Regions from separate parts of the Homo sapiens genome. Here region 2 is linked to region 1. A link is an interaction called in ENCODE POLR2A ChIA-PET data of the cell type or tissue named here. Cell type or tissue: endothelial cell of umbilical vein. All regions are shown on one strand. Each heading gives the region's core, and the rest is flanking DNA. Links, peaks and the distances in the headings are about the cores only.

The links. Peaks named below come from ENCODE experiments on the same cell type or tissue, not always from the same donor. Only the 100,000 strongest peaks of a DNase experiment are listed, where the experiment ranks them.
Region 2: POLR2A ChIA-PET joins it to region 1 with 7 read pairs; 4 of 35 experiments call an interaction of 5 or more read pairs at or near these places.

What each region holds. Positions count from the first base shown.
Region 1 is chr17:48,405,682-48,408,595 of GRCh38, reverse strand. The region is part of intron 1 of SKAP1 (src kinase associated phosphoprotein 1); the gene reads left to right. Among named protein-coding and RNA genes, the nearest start is that of SKAP1, 23 kb to the left of the region's middle. In endothelial cell of umbilical vein, for the core only: no CTCF peak of the experiment used is centred there; a DNase peak (open chromatin) is centred at 1,195; H3K27ac peaks cover 351 bases.
Region 2 is chr17:48,533,534-48,536,447 of GRCh38, reverse strand. No RefSeq gene overlaps it. Among named protein-coding and RNA genes, the nearest start is that of HOXB1, 4.0 kb to the right of the region's middle. In endothelial cell of umbilical vein, for the core only: no CTCF peak of the experiment used is centred there; no DNase peak of the experiment used is centred there.

The DNA of each region.
Region 1 (2,914 bases), core at 206-2,705:
TTTACATTAATATTTTAATGTATTACTAAGTTTGATTTACTAGTATTTTATATAGGACTTTTGTCTCTCTACTAACCTTAAACTGATTGCTTTCTGTGCTTTTAGAACTAGGGTTATGGTAGCTTTTACCAAATATTTGAACTTTTCCTCTTTTTGTATGCTCTGGGATAGTTTATATAGAATGAGAATTATTTATTACTCAAAGGTTTGAAAGACATGTATAAAACTATCTAAACTTGAACTTAATAAATAAAAAACATTTCGGCAACTTTCTTTCCCCCTGCTTATTAGCTTATTCAGAATTCAGGTTTTTCATTTCTCAATTTAGTTTTAGAAATTTATATTTTTCTCAGCAACTTTTCATTGAGATTTTCAAATTTATTTGCCTGGTGTTTTATTTTGTTTACATGGCACTTTATTTTTCAAAATATCTTTTTAAAGAGATAAAATGATTCTTGTTATCACAAAACTTAAATTATATATAAAAGTACAAAGAAAGAAATTAAAAGCACTTGAACTCTTACCACTTTTGTAAAGTATTTCATGATCTTTCTAAAAATTTTGTTTTTGCTCCTTTTTACTCTGCCTAATTTTTGTATATTTGTGCTTTCTCTCCTTCTTCTTGATTGCATTTACTAATGGTTTATCATTTACTGGATTCCCCCCCCTCTGAAAAATTCCAGCTCTTACACTTACACTTATGTAGCATTTATATATTCCTCCCCTGCCTTTTTTTTTTTTGGAGACAAAGTCTCACTCTGTTGCCCATGCTGGAATGCAGTGGCATGATCTCAGCTCACTGAAGCCTTCATCTCCTGGGCTCAAGCAATCCTCTTGCCTCAGCCTTCAAAGTAGCTGGGACTACAGACATGCGCCACCATGCCTGGCTAATTTTTGTATTTTTCTGTGGAGTTTCATCATGTTGCCCACGCTGGTCTCGAACCCCTGGGCTCAAGCAGTTTGCCTGCCTGGGCCTCCTAAAGTGTTGGGATTACAGGCGTGAGCCACTGCACCTGGCCTTTCCCCGCTATTTTTAAGGCTTATGATTTTTACCCACTAAGTTGTACAATGGAACTCTTTAAAAAAAATAAAACCGTATGTGAAATCCTGGCATATAAAAGCCAAGCACTTGTGATTAAATCAAAGGGGAGTGAGGAGAAGGGAATTTCCCACTCTTTTTCTTTCTTATCAGAGGCTTGTGAATCCAGAGAGCACTGTTAGAAAACCATTGTTCTGATACACTAATTTCTGCTTTTATCTTTATTGTTTCCTTCCTCCTTTTCCCCATAGACTTGTTTTATTGTTCTGTTCTGACTTCTTGAGTTTGGTGTTTATTGCATTTACTTATGTTCTTTCTTATTTAACATCGAAAATATTTAAGTCTATGAATTTGTCACTCCATGATGCTGGTCATATCTTGTAACATTTTATATAGGCTGTTTTCTCCTAAGTGGTAATTATAATTTTTGAGTTTCTCTTTGACTCATAATATATGTAGGAGTATGTGTTTTTAATGTTTAAGTGTAGAGGGGTTTGTTTACTCTTTTTAATATCAAGTTCTGGTTTTATTTCACTGTGGTAATAAAATAAGATCTTTCTAGGCCAAACACGATGGCTCATGCCTGCAGCACTTTAGGAGCTGAGGCAGGAGGATCTCTTGAGCCCAGGAGTTCAAGACTAGCCTGGGCAACATGGTGAAACCCTATCTCTACAAAAAATTTTTAAAAATTGGTTGGGCACAGTGGCTTACACCCGTAATCCCAGCACTTTGGGAGGCCGAGGCGGGCGGATCACTTGAGGTCAGGAGTTTGAGACCAGCCTGACTAACATGGGGAAACCTCGTCTCTACTAAAAATGCAAAAATTAGCTAGGCATGGTCGTGGGCACCTTTAATCCCAGCTACTTGGGAGGCTGAGGCAGGAGAATCACTTGAACCTGGGAGGCGGAGGTTGCAGTGAGCCGAGATCGCACCACTGCACTCCAGCCTGGGTGACATAAGTTAGACTCCATCTCAAAATAAATAAATAAATAAATTAGGGAGACATGAGCCTTTAGTCCCGGCTACTTGGGAGGCTGAGGTGGGTGAATCACTTGAGCCCGGGAGGTTGAGGCTGCAGTGAGCCGTGATTGTGCCACTGCACTCCAGCCTGGGTGACAAGGCAAGACCCTGTCTCAAAAAAAAAAAGAAAAAAAAATTTCTAATTTTAAATTTTTAAGAAATTATTGATTTTCCTGTAATTCAGTGTTTAATCAATATTTATAAATTTTCCTTGGTAGTTTGTAAAGTTTGTATGCTGCTTTTGTTGTTGTTTTTTTGTTTGTTTGTTTTTTTGAGACGGAGTCTTGCTCTGTCGCCAGGCTGGAGTGCAGTGGCATGATCTCGGCTCACTGCAACCTCCGCCTCTCAGGTTCAAGCGATTCTCCTGCCTCAGCCTCCCATGTGGCTGGGACTACAGATGTGTGCCACCACGCCCGACTAATTTTTGTATTTTTAGTAGAGATGGGGTTTCACCATGTTGGCAAGGATGGTCTCGATCTCTTGACTTCGTGATCTACCCGCCTTGGCCTCCCAAAGTGCTGGGATTACAGGTGTGAGCCACTGGGCCCAGCCTGTATTCTGTTTTTAGGTTACAAAGTTTAGTTCACTTCTTACTTCTGTTATCTTTTCTGTTAATTCTATTATTTGAATCCTCTATATCTGCACTGATCATCGTAGTAGCCATTCTCTGTCTGTGGCTATTAAGCATTTGAAATGTAACTAGTCTGAACTGAGATATAAGTGTAAAATGCACACTCGGGGCCAGGCACGGTGGCTCACACCTGTAATCCCAGCACTTTGGGAAACCGAGACGGACGGATAACCTGAGGTTAGTTCAAGTCCAGCCTGGTCAACATGGTGAAACCCCATCTCTAC
Region 2 (2,914 bases), core at 1-2,500, 130 kb before region 1:
TATAATATATGGTGCTATGTTACATGAAAATATAGCCTAAATGCTATTCTCCTCCTATCACACACACACACACACATAGATAGATAGATAGATAGATAGATAGATAGATAGATAGATAGATAAGTTTTTGTTCGTTTTTCGTTTTTTGTTTTTTGAGACAGAATCTCACTGTGTCACCCAGGCTGGAGTTCAATGGCGTGATCTCGGCTCACTGTAGCCTCCACCTCCCAGGTTCAAGCAATTCTCCTGCCTCAGCCTCCTGAGTAACTGAGACCACAGGTGTGTGCCACCACGCCCGGCTAATTTTTGTATTTTTAATAGACACAGGGTTTCACCATGTTGGCCAGACTGGTCTCGAACCCCTGACCTCTGGTGATCTGCCTGCCTCAGCCTCCCATAGTGCTGGGATTACAGGCATGAGTCACCGCACCCAGCCTACTTATTTCCATATTTTAATATGCTAGTTATATTAAAAAGCAGAAGACTGACTCATAGCATTTCAGAATGTGATTTAAAGTTAATATCATACATTTAGAGAGTTCCCTGTGGTTTGTATTTTCTTGTTTGCTTTAATCCTACTAACAAGGCAGCAAGATAAGTAGTATTAAACCCATTCTTTTTCTCCGAGGCTGAGACTAATAGAAATCAAGAAACTTGTCCAGGGCCACAATGCTAAGAAGTGGCCAAGCAAAGGCCAGGCACAGTGACTCCCGCCTGTAATCCCACACTTTGGGAGGCTGAGGCGGGTGAATTGCCCAAGCTTGGGAGTTCGAGACCAGCCTGTGCCACATGGTAAAACCCCATCTCTACCAAAAATACAAAAAATTAGCTGGGTATGTTGGCACACACCTGTGATCCCAGCTACTTGGGAGGTTGAGGTGGGAGGATTGCTTGGGCCTGGGAGGCAGAGGTTGCAGCGGGCCGAGATTGCGCCACTGCACTCCAGCCTGGGTGACAAAGTGAGACCCTGTATTAAAAAAAAAAAAAAAAAATGGCCAAGCAAGGGCTTGAACCCAACTATTCTGGCCCACATAGCTAGCACTAATCCCATTACAATATGTACTACATACAGTCTAAGGTTCTCAACCAGATTTATGACAGTTTAATTAGCTTGCATTAAAAGAAATATCCTTTCTCTAACAGCAACAAAAACAATTCATCTCATAGTGAAAAACTTGTGGTGGTGCATGCTTGTAGTCCTACCTACTCAGGAGGCTGAGGTGGGAGGATCGCTTGAGCCCAGGAGGTCAAAGCTGTAGGGAGCCGTGATTACACCATTGCACTCTAGCCTGGGGCAACAGAGCGAAACCCTGCCTGAAAAAAAAAGAAAGAAAGAAGGAAAAAATTATGAATATTCTTTACTTCCTAAGCCCCAACTTTTTTTTTTTTTTTTTGAGTCTTGCTCTGTCGCCCAGGCTGGAGTGCAATGGTGCGATCTCAGCTCACTGCAACCTCCGCCTCCCGGGTTCAAGCGATTCTCCTGCTTCAGCCTCTTGAGTAGCTGGGATTATAGGTGCCTGCCACCACACCCGGCTAATTTTTGTATTTTTTAGTAGAGATGGGGGTTTCACCATGTTGGTCAGGCTGGTCTTGAACTCCCGACCTCAGGTGATCTGCCCTCCTTGGCCTCCCAAAGTGCTGGGATTACAGGCATGAGCCACCTCACTGGCCTAGCCCCAACCTTTGATCTTGGGTTTGGCCTCCCTAGATTTGGGCTGGGGAGAGCAGATAGAGACATTTAAGGTCTAATGAGAGAATTTAGATTGCTCCTGCCAAGCCCCCAGCTGAAGCAGCTTCCTTCACAGAAAGGACCAGAATCTGAGGTTAAACTTCTAATATATCCCCATTCTGGTTAGATAGTTTCCTTGCCTGCATTCTCAGTGTGATAAGGAGTGAAAACTGTCAAAGATAACTTCAGTTCCAAACATGTCTATGTTCTCCTTGCTCTCTTTTATGTACAAGCAGATCATACAAACTAGGACATCAACTTTATTTCATTTTGGTGTTGGGTCCACCCAGACCCTCTCTGGTGAGTTTAATTTGGTCCACCAAAAATCCTATGGGCCATAGGTTATTCCAGTCAGCGAAGCTTCTTTTAGGGAGGAGGAGGAGATTGGGAACCTAGGGAGCAAAGTTGCTTGGTTCTCCCAGTCTTTTCTGCTGGGGCTGGGAGAGCCAGCAGGAATTTGGGCAAGTTTTAATGTCCCTGCTAACACAAGAGAAGGTGGCATGACTCAGGGATGAATTGGGGAGCATAGTGAATTTGGAAAGCTGAGGCAATCACTGCAATTGACAGTATAACTTGAGGCACTTTTTTTTTTTTTTTAAATAGAGACAGGTTCTCTGTCACCCAGGCTAGAGTGCAGTGGTGTGGTCATAGCTCATTGCAGCCTTGAACTCCTGGGCTCAAGCCATCCTCCCTTCTGAGCAGCTGGGACTTCAGGGAGGCACCACCACACCCAGCTAATTTTTGTATTTATTTATTTTTGTAGAGATGTGGTCTCACCATCTTGCCCAGGCTGGTCTCGAAGTCCTGGGCTCAAGTGATCCTCTTGCCTTGGCCTTCCAAAGTGCTGGGACTGCACCCAGCCAACTTAGGGCACTTTTGCCTCAGTCTTTGCTTGCTGTCATGAATAATAGATTGTTGGTGACTTCAGCTGTTATAAAGGGAATGCATTCCTCAATTCCCAGATTTGTGCTGTTTTATTAAACTGATTTGAAATTCACTTCTTCCTTTAGACCTCAAATTGTTCCCTTAATTATGAAGGCAAAGGATGGGGTGAGAAGATTCTCCCCGGGATGAGGAAAAGGTGGAAGGTGAACAAGTCTCAAGTCTCTCAGAAGCAGGGCTGCCAGATCAGATACAGGCCTTGTTCAAATTTGGGGTTAGAAGACAAGCCCTAGATTCCTCCAG